Regions from separate parts of the Homo sapiens genome. Here region 2 is linked to region 1. A link is an interaction called in ENCODE POLR2A ChIA-PET data of the cell type or tissue named here. Cell type or tissue: IMR-90. All regions are shown on one strand. Links, peaks and the distances in the headings refer to the core of each region. The heading gives the core; the rest is flanking DNA. Region 1 overlaps ACTL8 (actin like 8). Region 2 has its middle 120 kb from the start of ACTL8.

What was found. ChIA-PET counts read pairs that join two places held together with the same protein. Peaks named below come from ENCODE experiments on the same cell type or tissue, not always from the same donor. Only the 100,000 strongest peaks of a DNase experiment are listed, where the experiment ranks them.
Region 2: POLR2A ChIA-PET joins it to region 1 with 7 read pairs; 2 of 35 experiments call an interaction of 5 or more read pairs at or near these places.

The regions. Positions count from the first base shown.
Region 1 is chr1:17,765,120-17,771,891 of GRCh38, reverse strand. The region is part of intron 1 of ACTL8 (actin like 8); the gene reads right to left. Among named protein-coding and RNA genes, the nearest start is that of ACTL8, 13 kb to the right of the region's middle. RefSeq lists an enhancer at 3,267-3,833. In IMR-90, for the core only: no CTCF peak of the experiment used is centred there; DNase peaks (open chromatin) are centred at 2,801, 3,111 and 5,661; H3K27ac peaks cover 3,194 bases.
Region 2 is chr1:17,875,120-17,881,891 of GRCh38, reverse strand. No RefSeq gene overlaps it. Among named protein-coding and RNA genes, the nearest start is that of ACTL8, 120 kb to the right of the region's middle. In IMR-90, for the core only: no CTCF peak of the experiment used is centred there; DNase peaks (open chromatin) are centred at 2,871 and 5,781; H3K27ac peaks cover 2,581 bases.

The sequences.
Region 1 (6,772 bases), core at 1,118-6,117:
AGAATAGGAAAACACCCCCTCTTCCATTAGCCTTGATGGTGCTGCAAGAAACGGTGGTGACCCCAGCACCTCAGTGTCCATTTGTCCAGCCGGTGAGCACGCCCCCTCCACTGCAGCATGTCAGGAGTATCTGTCCTCTGCTTGACACCCCCAGTGACAGGCACTCAACTATGCCCAAGGCAGTCTATAGCAACTTTCAGTACCTCTAGCTGCTAGGGGCCTCGAAGCCAAAAATCTACCTCCCTGTCAATTCTGCCAATCGGGCCTGGAGGACACACCTCTGGGACAGTGCAGGACAAATCCCATCTTCCCTTCCTGGTAGTAACGGTTTATATGCTCCTTCCCCCAAACCAAGTCACCTCTTTCTGAGCCAAATATCTGACTGTCTTCAACCCGCCCTCCTGAGATAAAAAGAATAATGATAAAGATCAAGGTAATATCAGTGACTGACATTTAATAAACACATAATAGGCATTATTCTATACTAGGAGTCAGCAAACTATGGCCCACGGGCCAAATCCGGCTCACTGCCTGTTTTTATATGGCCCGAGAGCCAAGAATGGTTTTTGTATTTTTAAATGTTGAAAAAAAAAATCAGAAGAAGACTATTTTGTGACACATGAAAAGTATCTGAAATTCAAATTTCAGTGTCTATAAATAAAGTTTTATTGGAACACAGCCACGCCCATCATTTACATATTATCTATCTATGGCTGCTTTCAAGTTACAACAGCTGAGTTGCAGCGTCCGACAGAGACCATATGGCCCACAAAGCCCAAAATGTTTACAATCTGGTCTTTTACAGAAAAAGTTTGCCGCCCCTGTTCTATACGCTTTACAAGTATCATCTCAATCCTCACGATAACCTATGAGGCGGTAACTGCTGTCATCTTCCCATTACAGATGAGTTCTTAGAAGCTCAGAGATGTTAAGTAAATTACCCGCGCCCCCAGCCTCACAGCGGTGAAGCCAGGATCCAAACCCAGGCATTTGACTCCAATGTCTGTATCCTACCCACTTCCCCTATTCTTCCCGGTCAGAGCCCAGGACTGACAACTGCTATCAGCACCACAATCTCAGTGGAGCCACTTCCCTTTCCTGACTATACAGTCCATCTTGGTTTCACTGTGCATGGCGAGAATGACCAGCTCATTGGCCACTATGACCTCTAGATCCTCTTCTGCCACTACTGTCTCTCTGAGGTCTTTCCCAAACTCTGCACTGTGCATGGTAGAAATGACCAGCACATTGGCCAGTATGACCCCTAGATCCTCTTTTAAGCCTTTGGTTCCTATAGGTCTTTCCCAAGCCCACCCTTAAAAGGGCCTATAAACTCACTGCTCTCTGGATACTAAAGAAACTAATCCACGAACACCCTCCAGACTGGGGACTAAGGTAGCAGCTAATGTGATAAAGTCGGTAGCTCTTAGCCAGAGGTCTCTAAAAATTTATGAGAGACAATAAATCTTGCTCTTGGGCTGCCCACTGGCTTCAAATAAACCTGTCCTGCCCCTGATTTTGCAGGTGTAGAAAGTAGAGGTCCCTGGAACTGCTGTCTGAGTTATGAAAATCTCAAGGCCACCCTCCCTGCTTCCTTCTCTCTGAATCTACGAGGAGAGAAAAGGTAGCATACTCTGTTGCCACAGAAACTAGGCTAGGCTAAGTCTGCAGCAGGAAGGATTAAAGATAGATGTCAGGAGGAGGAAGTAATCTGGAGAGAGAGGTATAAGCACACCAATTCTACATCTCTGATTAAAGTTTCTCAAAGAGGCTTCTACCCCATTATTAACTCTGAGCTCAGATGCCAATTATAAACCACAGACCTCATCAATAAATACAAATCAACATATCTAGAAGGCAAATATTTTATTTTTATTTATACGCCTATTAAATGTAGCCATAGCTCATCTGGCTGGAGGAGACCCAAATAATCCAGACACTGCAAGCTGGTGACTCCACAGGCCAGTTTCAGGCCATGGAGCTACTATTATTGGCCTATACTATCTTTCAAAAATTTCAAATAAGTTGCTAACATTTAAAATTTCAATTATTTTGGAGCATAGTTCAGATTTCTGGATTTTCTTGAAAATAATCCAAAGATGTGGCCCAAGAAGCCCTACACAGCAACAGCTGGTTGGCCCCGAGCTGGGGTTGACTCTATGAGCTGAGCACGTGCCCACCAGGCCCCTTGTATTCCCATGCCCTCTTCTGCCCTGCGCCTGGTTTATTTCATGCCTCTGTCTCTCCTGGAGGGCCCCTGCAGGCATGTGGGCTTGTAACACCCTGCCACGATCACCACCACCCCCTTTTTACTGGTGGACAAACTGAGGCTTACAGAGAAGAACTGTCTTGCCTAACAAGAGGCAGGGAATTCGTGACAGAGCAGGTCCCCAATGTCCAGGGCAGGACTCAGCTCAGCCCTGTCTGGAAGGAAAGTCTAGAAGGTGGGTTACTATCTACCAGCTACAAACGTGTCTAAGGTGAAAATTAGATTTTTCTGCTGACTCTGATTTTGCTAGCTTTGTACCAGCTCTTTACAGAGGAAATGGAGAGAAGAGAAACAGCTCTGCAGTGACAAGGAGAAAGTCTCCCCAGACCCTCTCCCTACACTCTGCCACCCCTGCCGGCCCACAGCCATGCCCAATGTGCTCTAGGGATACTGGGGAAGGGAAGGCTGAAGGAAAAGAATCAAGGCGCTCAACAGGACAGATCAGCAGCTGCTTGACTTCACAGCTGGCGATTCTGCAACACAGACCAGTGGAGAATATTGGCCAGGCCTGGGCGACGTAGCAAGAAGCAGGACCTTCTTTGCGACTGACTCACTATGTGACTTTGTCCAAGTCACTTAACCTCTCTGACCCCCCGTCTCTTCATCTGTATAAAAGGGAAATAGCAGCATCAGTAGGTTAAACAGGCTACAACAAAGCACTATTAGTATAGTGTCAGGCACATAGGAGGGATGTCATGAAGCAGTGGACCACTCCTCCCGCTCTGCTTCCTGACACAATTACCCTCCCAAGACTACACTCCTCAGCCTGGTGTCCAAAGACATCTTCAGCCTGCAGCTCCAGCCTCACTCCCCACTCCCTAGCAGTGAGTCAGCAACTCTGCCCCTCACCTCCACCAAACCCAGCCTCCAGGCCTTCGCCCCTGCAGTGAGCCTGACTCAGAGCTCCATTCCCCAAACGCCCCTCCTATTCCAGGCAACCCAGCCCTAGAGGCCCAGCCGGATCACTGTGTCCAAAACTTCCCCAGACCTGGGAACCCCTCTGCACTCTGAGCCCAGCCCGTTCACTGGCTCAGAGGAACTCGGTCCTGTACTTTAACATTCCATTTGATGATATCCTCCATCCTTAGCATCTTAAAAGACCAAAACACAGCTCACATGTGTGGCTCTTCTAGGGTACAGGAGGTACTTGTAGCAGCCAAGTGCCCAGCCTCTCTTCTTCTGACACCAGCACCCCAAAATTCCTTTCCAGGAGTGATCCTCTCCCCAAACTGCAGTCTTGGCAGGACTGTTGAACATGAGCCCTGCACACTGCCAGGCCAGGCCTCGCCACAAGGTCAAATCCCCACCAGTTAGGTCCCCTCTCTCTGGGTACATGGATTTCCAGTCTTGCAAAATTCTCAAGCTGGCTGGAGCCACCCATCCTGGTGGGGTCCCCAGAGGGCCTTGAGCAGATCTTGCTAGAAACACCACCCACCCACCCCCACCTGCCCGCCACCCTATTCCCAACCAGAGTTAGCTGGGTTCCCACCTTTTCCCAGCCAGTCTTTTGGCCCAACTTCAGATACAAGAGTTTCCTTCTGATGATTCCTTTTCTGCTGCAGTTGGCCAGAGGCAATTTCTATTGCTTACACACACGGAGCCCTGACTGATTCTCTAAAACCCCACATCACATATATGCTCACCCCTGCCCCCCAGGACTGAACCCACAGACACCCAGTCCCACCAGAGGGATTCACGAGCACCCATTCTGCACACCCAGGGAGGCTGGGGCCTCATGCTTTCGAGAAAAGCCACACTGCCACCTGCTTGAGTAACGCAGTGTCATTCCTCCCGTGTCAGCAGTCACGGCATCAGACTGAGCCGAGAAGCCAAGCAGGGACATTGTCTCGTGTGAAATAAGTAAATAAAGGCAACAATGAGACATAACTGAGCAGGCAACACATAAAGCAGGTATTTCTGCAGATGCCAAAAATAATAATAAAGCACCTATGGAGGATAAACATGGTGAGCACTGATCTACAGTCAATACCCAAAAAGCAAAGGGCTTACTGCGCACCAAATAACCACTGGACAAGGCAGCCACAAAAGAGCAGTGCCCGGGAGCCATGCACCCAGCCACGGGCTTAGACAAGGCCAAACTCAACCCCCAGGAGAGCAGGGAAGGTCTTAGCCGGGAGAGAAGGATGTGCAGACGTCAGTCCGGGAGGAAAGGGAAGAGAGCGATATCTAAGAAGAGACTCTTTAGAAGCACCCTGAGGCTAAGTTGCCAGCATCGTCTCACCCCTGTACCACAGGGACGGCCCCCACACTGGCCCCCCTGCCTCCGCCTCATCCCCCGGCTCTGTCTCCAGCAGCGAAGTCGGATCCTATCATCCGATGCAACCCCAGCATCTCCTCACTCTTACCGTTCTGACCTCACCTCCTGATGCCCTCCTCACTGTTTCCAGAGCAGGCCTCCACAGTCCCACCGCAGGGCCTTTGCAGACGCTGCTCTCTGCCTGGAACCCCTTCTTCATGATGCTCACCCGTCTCGCTTCCCCCTCAGGTGTCTGCTTCCCCCGTCCCTGACCACTGTGGCCAAAGTCACCTTCTTCATCACTCTCTGTTCCCGTTCCATTCATTGTTCTCCATAGTTCTCCCAACCTGAAACCACATTCATCATCTGCATATCTTGTCTCCCCCAACTAGAATGGAACTGCACGGGGGCAAAACTTTGTCTGTTTTGCCCAGGACTGAATCCTCAGCACCTAGAACAATGGTCAGTACATAATAGATTCATTCATTCATTCATTCAACCATAGCTTAGGAATGAATGAACAAATGAACACCCCTGAGAAAAAAATGCAGTAAGTTCCAGGAATTATGGCTTTCTAGATGATTTATATGGCAGTATGGTCAAAGCTTGGTCTCTGAAGACTACGTGGGTTCCAATCCCAGCTCCATCACATTATGGCTCCCAGTCCTGGGCTAAATATACCCTCTCTGGGCATCAGTTTCCTCATCTGTAAAGTGGGGATAATCACAGCCCCCACCACAGTGGGCTTCAGGGAGGAATAAATGCATTAACACATGGCAAGTCAATTAGGACGGTGCCTGACAGGCTGTCAGCGCCCAAGGTTGTGACTTTTGCTTTTGCTATTGCTACTCTGCAACCAACTTTAGATAGTGGTAGAATAATCAGGAGGCCCTCTTGAATGGGATATTTGCACAGAAGAGGTCCCAGACCGAGTGTGTGTGACATGGGAGCAGAAGACCCGGGTTTGAGCCAGGCTCTGCCACTCATACGCTGTACAATTTCAAGGAATGCACAAGTTCTCTGCCGATTAAGTCAGGGCCAAAGTACCAGTCCCAGCCTCACGAGGCTGCTACAAGGCTCCAGATTGGATCAGGGATGTGAACACAATTTTGGGAAGACAGGGGAGTGAATCAACACATCACATCTATTAGTCACTACATTTGCAAAGCAGCCAAAGTCAAAAAGCCAGGGTTCAGAGGTCCCACCTCCATCACAGCCGTGGAGCACCCAGATGCCTTTGGAGACATCAGCAGTGCTTTCAAAGCCTCAATTACAAGGGCTGGGAGTGTCACAGGGTGTCATTGCTTCTCACATTTTGGTCACAATATCATCCAAAGGCTGAGGGTGACACTGGGAAAATTACAGTAATTACTCTGCAGGAGGGCAGGCCACAGGAAGTTGGCTGCTCTAAAACCTGGGGTGAGATTTAACTCCCTGGGAGTTGAGAGAGGTCTCGAGGGAACCTCTGCCTCACATCCTAGGACCCGGGAAATGGCGCCCATGCCAGATGTAATGAACCCACAGCTCATCAAACCAGGCAGGCAGGAAAGCCTGGTGGGTAAGAGCACAGATGTCAGGTCAGACCAGTCAGCTCTGCCCTGCAAGGGGCCAGACATTGTCCTGAGAGACCTCACATTCCGGGGAGTGGAGACAGATCGTGAATAAGTGAGTGAATCAGACATTTATAGAGAGCCGGGTGACGTGCTACGAGGGAGCAACAATGACATCATGTGTGGAATGGAGCCAGGGCTCTGGTCAGACCTCTTAAGAGGGGAACCCTGAGCTGAGACCTAAGAGATGCTACATAGCCTGCCATGGAGAGGGGCTTGGGCACGTTACCTCACTTTCCTGGGCCTCGGTTTCCTCACCTGTCAAATGGGTATGTTATCACACCAACTCCATATGGTTATTGCGAGTGTCTGATGAGTTAATGTGTAAAAAGCACAGGGTCCTGTCTGTAGGTAGAGCTCAAGCAGAGGTGGTTTGGAGGCAAGGAGTGGGGGACAGTGCGGCCTCCATGCCAGGCACTCTCCTAGGCACCAGGACACCACAGTGAACTAAGGCAGATAAAAATCCCTGCCCACGTGGAGGTTACTCTTTAGTACACTTGGCCTGGACAGCCAAGTTGACATGTTTCTCTTCCTTCAGGCCCACCACACTCAGGGACCCAGAGGAGGAAGGCCAGCCCCAACCTGCTCCACACAGCCCCAGACCCGGTGATCGCTGCCTGCTCATCTCAAAGAAGG
Region 2 (6,772 bases), core at 958-5,957, 110 kb before region 1:
CCACCCGCTCCAGACAGCTTCATCAGCAATCAGAATGACGTTTGATCTCCCTCCCTCTGACACACGCATCTGTCTCTCAGTTGGTTCTAAACTTGGGAGCGGAACAAGTTGTTTGCTGTCTGCCCAGTAGTTACAAACACATAAATAAATAAATAGATTTTTTTTCGCCCCTATTGGAATTCACTGCCTTCTAAATATATCCCATTCTAAATATAAACTTTGCCATTCTCTTACACTCACCTCACATTTCATTTAATAGTAGAAATAGCAGTATTAATAATAAGACAGACCACCGCTGTTTGGTGTCTGCAGCACGCCAGGTGCCACGGTGTTACTCTCACACTTCATTTCACAACCCCCATACAAGGACACCCTCTTGGCCCCGGTTTGGCCAAATGAGGACATTTTAGCTCCAATAAGGCTTTCGCAAGGACACACAGCTGACAAGTGATGGATCAGAATTTGTAGAGGTTCAATTGTATCCCCCAAAATTCATGTCACCTGGAACCTCGGAATGTGGCCTTACTTGGAAATAGGATCTTTGCAGATCATCAGTGAAGCAGAGGTCATACTGGATTAGGGTAGCCTGTAAATCCAATGACTGGTGCTTTTTTTTTTTTTTTTTTTTTCCTGAGACGGCATCTTACTCTGTTGCCCAGGCTGGAGTACAGTGGTGCGATCTTAGCTCACTACAATCTCCATCTCCCTGGTTCAAGCAATTCTCCTGCCTTAGCCTCCCAAGCAGCTAGGATTACAGAGCATGCTACCACGCCCAGCTAACTTTTGTCTTTTTAGTAGAGATGGGGTTTCACTATGTTGGCCAGACTGGTCTCGAACTCCTCACCTCAGGTGATCCACCCACCTAGGTCTCCCAAGGTGCTGGGATTACAGATGTGAACCACCGCACCCAGCCTTGGTTTTTTTTGTTTTTGTTTTTAATTGAGACAGAGTCTCGTTCTGTCCCCCAGGCTGGAGTGCAGTGGTGCGATCTCGGCTCATTGCAACCTCCACCTCCCGGGTTCAAGTGATTCTCCTGCCTCAGCCTCCCAAGTAGCTGAGATTACAGGTGTGTGCCACCACGCCCAGCTAATTTTGGTATTTTTAATAGAGGCGGGGTTCACCATGTTGGCCAGGCTGGCGTCAAACTCCTGACCCTGTGATCTGCCCGCCTCAGCCTCCCAAAGTGCTAGGATTACAGGCATGAATCACCACGCCTGACCTGACTGGTGTGTTTAAAAGGACAGGAAGGCTTGTGGAGACACAGAGAAGGCCAAGTCATGACAGAGACAGAGACTGGCGCGATGCAGTGACAAGCCAGGGGACGCCAAGCATTGCCGACAGCCCCCAGAAGCTGGAAGAGACCAGGAAGGATTCTCCCCTGGAGCCTTCAGAGGGAGCATGGCCCCGCCCATACCTTCACTTCAGACTTCCAGCCCCCAGAACTGAGAGAGAATCAATTTCTATTGTTTTAAGCCACCCAGTTTGTGGTATTTTGTTATGAAGGCCCCAGGAAACAAATACAGAATCCAAGAGTGACTATTCCGATGCCTCCTCCGTGCAATCTTCCCTTCCCACAGTTAGGGTCCCACAATATCTCTTTGTGCAGTCAAATAAGTATTTCCTGACAGTCAGTAGGTGCCAGGGGACTGAGGACACAGAGAATATATGGCCCCTCACTCAAGGGGCTCACACATCAGACACTGACAGTATAGCTTTCTCCCATCCTGGGTGCTTGGCTTATGGTGGGGAATAGGCAGGAAGAGGCTGGATGGATTTTGACAGGTCTTGCTTTGGAGTCTTGGCCACTCTCTGGCTGCATGGCCAAAGGCAGGTCACAGCTCACCTCTCTGAACCTCCATTTTCTCATCTGTAAAATGGGGGCACTTATACCAATCTGCCTTCTTCACATTAGGTGAGGGATGTGGAAACACTTTAGCCACCATGTCTGGCTGCAGGACAGGGTGAGTGTGTGCGTATCTGAGCATAACTGTGCAACGCTATGCTTCCGAAAGGGGAGATAAAGTCCTGGTGGCCAGTAAGTAGGGCTTGGTTCCTCTTATTCTTTGTATCTTTCTGTGTGCAGAAATATTTCTTAGGAAATTCAGAAGAGGAAGAGAGAGAGCATGGTCATGGAGGGTGTCAGGGCTGCGAAGTTCTGCCCTGGGTACATCTGTGCTCTCCCCAGACAACAGCGCCTTTGGGAGCACAGAGCCATCCTCAAAGGGCAACTGGAATCTCAAACAGACAGAGCCACACAGGAAAGGAAAGGCCCACGGGAAGAAGGCACATTTGGATCTGTCACCAGGTCCTGCCACCATCAGCTGGCAGATTTGTTTCTCCTGCCTTGGCGGCCAGCATCGGCCATGCCAGGGACTGTTCAGTAGCCCTGAGGTTTGTCAGAAGCCACATCTGATCGCTGCCATCAGCTTCCAGTCAAGTAGAGGGGAAAAAAGACCCACAAGATCAAACAAGACTCCTTTGAAAACTGCTGTTTTCAAACGGGAAGCCTTGGAGTGCAGGCACCAGAGCATGAGCTGGTGGCTGCCTCGAAGTTGGAGCATTTTCCTTGTAGATTCTGAGATGATGGAGAGAATGGGGTCCCAAGAGTGCTAGGGGAGGGCATGTCCAGCCCGGAGAGGGGAGTTGGCAGCTCCTGGTACCACTAAGCCAGGTCTGAGCAGGGCACCCCTCTTCAGAGCCTCTGAACCACTGCTGGGCAGCCCAGCCTCCAGGGCCAGGTCAGGGCAGCTCATGGAGGTCACACTGTCCTGCCTACAGGGCTGGTAACCGTGCCTTCATGGGAGTGTGACTTCACTCCCTGAATCAGAGTCCAAAAGAAAGATGGATGTGGTTGACTCAGCCCCTCAGGCACTCACGAAAACTCAGCCCCAAGTAGGCCTGGCAAAAATCATGTGGGTGATTTAATTCAATCCAATTCAACCACTGTTTATTAAGTGAACAGACAGCAAAACATGGAAGCTAAGAAGACGGACTGTGGAGCCAGGTGGACTGGGTTTGAATCCTAGCTGCAATGCTTGGACTAGTCACTTAGCCTCTCTGAGCCTCAGTTTCCTCATCTGTAAAATAGGAAGGGTAATAGCACTTACTTCACAGGACGGCATGAGCATGAAATTAGTTAACAACTGTAAACCACTTGGCTGGGCATGGTGGCTCACACCTGTAGTCCTAGCACTTTGGGAGGCCAAGGTGGGCAGATCACCTGAGGTCAGGAGTTTGAGACCAGCCTGGCCAACATGGCAAAACCCCGCCTCTACTAAAAAATACAAAATTAGCCAGATGTGGTGGCACACACCTGTAGTCCCAGCTACTCAGGAGGCTGAGGCAGGAGAATCACTTGAACCCAGGAGGCGGAGGTTGCAGTGAGCTGAGATCACGCACTGCACTCCAGCCTCTGTGACAGAGTGAGATTCCACCTTCAAAAAAAAAAAATTATAAAGCACTTAAAGTCTTTTCAGGCGTATAGTAAGTGCTAAATAAGTGCTCCATAAGGGCTTTGATAAATGAGGCAGTGTGGGGCAGTGGTATGAACACAGGCCCTGGACATCCTACCATGCACCCACACACAGACACCTGGGTCTGGAGAGAAGAAACGCCTGCTCCACGGGGGCACAGCTCAAAAGCTATCAAGGCAGGATTTGAACCCAAAAAGGCCAATTCCAGAGACCCCCCCCTCCCTCCTCCCTTAATCATTAAGTTGCAGAGATTCCTCCTGTTCAGTTCAGTATTTTCCCTGGGGAGCTGAGCCCACAGCCTGGCGCATGGAAGACACTTGGTAAATACCAAAGGAATGAAAGCCTGGCAGTTGCATCAACAGCCCTTCTTTCGCTCTTTATGTGACCTTGGGCGTGTGACACAGTCTGTCTTAAGTGTCAGTTTCTTTGTGTGTAAAAGTATGTGTCCGAATATCCAATTCACAGGGCTGTTGGTGGGAACCAAATGAAAGCTTGGATGCAAACACGCCTGGTGGGGTGTCTGACAGTCCAGGTTAAATAAATCTCACCTTGATTTTATTTCATTTGCTGGATTTTGTGTTCAGTTCCACCCAAGGACCCACAGAGAACATAAGAGAAGGAGAAAATGTATTCTTGTCCTGAAGGGCTTTACGCAAGACAGAGAAGTAGGAAGCTGTTCGTTTAGAGGACAAGCTACAATTAGGTGTTGAAGCAGAAGTCCCCTGGGAGTTCAGAGAGCACCTTGTGGACTGCAGCAGTCTGGAGGGCCTCTGGGAGGAGGTGTTTGAAAGAGCCATCCACCTCATTATCTGCCACATGAAGGGCCTCGTGGATCACGTTCCCACTAGGCAAGACTGGACCGGCAATGTGGGTGAGGACATGAAAACGCTGCCTCAAGGTTTGAAACCCACTGCCTCTGAGGGGAGAAAGAGGCTCTCAGCACTTCTCTTGGATCAAAGGATCAGGGATGGCAGCGGAACCAACTGGAGTGCTGGCAGCGGGCGAGGCTGAGTGAGTGATGTTCAAAACCGCACACTTTGGGTCCAGACATTGATATCCTTCCAGAAAGTGCCCTGCATGGATGTGAGGGAGAACAAAAGGATGGAGGAGAGAGAAAATGCTCAGCTGGGAGAGTCAACCCAAGGCCTAAATGAGCCAATTCCATGATGTTCCAGCAGTAAGGAAATCTGAGCATCACCAAGTCACACATTTCAGGCCTGGACAGTTTGGCAAGGTCATTCCATCCCGGCAAACCCTCCGCCATACCTGTGTGTCTGGCATCCTCACTGAATCAGGAAAGGATGCTGACACTCAGAGTTTCTGAGCACTGTTCAAGTTCATGGCGATGCATAAATGCCCAGAATCTAGTTTCCTCCCCAAACTGCACCCCATGTGCAATTAACTCCACCCTCAGCCCCATGAGTGAACATGTGCTGGGCTGACCAACCCAAACACTGCTACCCACCCGGACACAGTAATTCATTCTGGTATAAGCTCACAAATTTAAGTGATGAGATACAAGGTCTGGGACTGCATTAAAACTATTAAGAGGGTGGTATATTTTCTGCTGGCCTTAAACCTAGGACCCTCCGGATCTCTCCGTGTTCTAGAGTTGCCGGCAGCTACGTTGCTATCCCATGGGCCTGAAGAATGAAGCCAGCAGAGAAGCAAGCAGAAGAGACAGCTGGAGAGAGAAGAGGTCCTGATGGTATCTGTAACAGTCAGAGAAATGCTAGTTGCTGTAACAAATAAACCCTCAAATCCTAAATAATAAAAATTTATTTCTTGGCCTTGGTGGCTCATGCCTGTAATCCCAGCACTTTGGGAGGTTGAGATGGGAGGACTGCTTGAGCCCAGGAGTTCAAGATCAGCCTGGGCAATATGGCAAGACCTCATGTCTATTAAAAAATATATTTTTTTAAAATTAAATAATTAACTGGGCATGGTGACACACACCTGTGGTCCCAGCTACTTGGGAGGTTGTAGTGGGAGGATTGACTGAGCCAAGGAGGTTGAGGATGCAGTGAGCCGTGATTGCACCACTGTACTCCAGCCTGGGCAACAGAGTGAGACCCTGTCTCAAAAAAAATGTATTTCCTGCTCACATAATAGTCTTACATGGATCTCTCTGGTAATTCAGGATCCAGGATCCTTCTACCTTGTGCTTCACCCACCCCTTGTGCCTTGGAGTTCTCTAAGTTCCACCCTTGGGGGAAGTTGGAATGCAGGAGGCATATCTGCTCCTTAAGCTCCCTGGTCTGGAAGTGAGTCACATGCCACCTCTACCCTTTTCTATTGGTGAGAACTGGTCATGGTCACACCTAAATACAAGAGGTGCTAGGAAATGTAGTTCCTGGCTGGCAGGCCAGCTGCTTCTAAGCAACAGCCTACACCATAACAGAAGGAGCCTGAGCTCTCGGTGACCGGCCAGCCACCTCCACATCACGGAATGCTTCCCTCCGGCAGCTCCTGGAGCCTGCTTCACCCCCTGATCTTCTTCACTTACATAAGTTATTAAATTTTCTATTCCTACTTAAGCCAGTTTAGGCTGAATTTTATGTTATTGGTGCCCAGAGAGTCCTAACTAACAGATTCCTGCAGCCCATTTGTGCAGATAAGACCAAAACCCAGTTCTTGCTTTCCCCAGTCCAGTGCCTGTCCTACGATACCCTGCAACCTCCCCCAGCAAAGCTCCATGGCCTAGGCCACACCCCAGGGAATCAACTAATAACGCAGTCATCCCAAGGAAGAAGGGGAATGGTCAAGACCACGTGCAGAAGCCAGTGATTCAGCTAAAAGTCCATCACCAGTAAGAGAGTTAGTCTGAAACATGTTAGATGCTCTTTTTTTTGTCATTAAACAAAGGGTAAGTTATATGACCCAGGACAAGTTATTAAGTTGAACCACATGAAATACCCAATATACAACCATTTTCTGACCTACAAAAATGGTAACCTCATATGGTTCAACCTGACCCTTCACCTTCTTGTGAAATAGAGGTCATGATCCTCATGGTAAGGATTAAGCTGATAACCAAAATGACATTACAAACCACAGATGGGCTGCCCAGAGCAACAGGATGACAGTGAGTGCCTTGCCAAGGGCATAGAAATCAGCTACTGGGGAGAGGGAACAGAGAATGAAAGTAAGGATAGGCCAGTTGTTGGAAACTTGAGATCTGTCCTTGTCTCCCAAATAGAGAACTCGGACCTGAAGGTGGGATCTCAGTCTTCCTCCCGGTGTAATGGGAATAACATCTGCATGGTGCCTTTCCTGAGCCAGGCTTGCTTTTCTGGCCC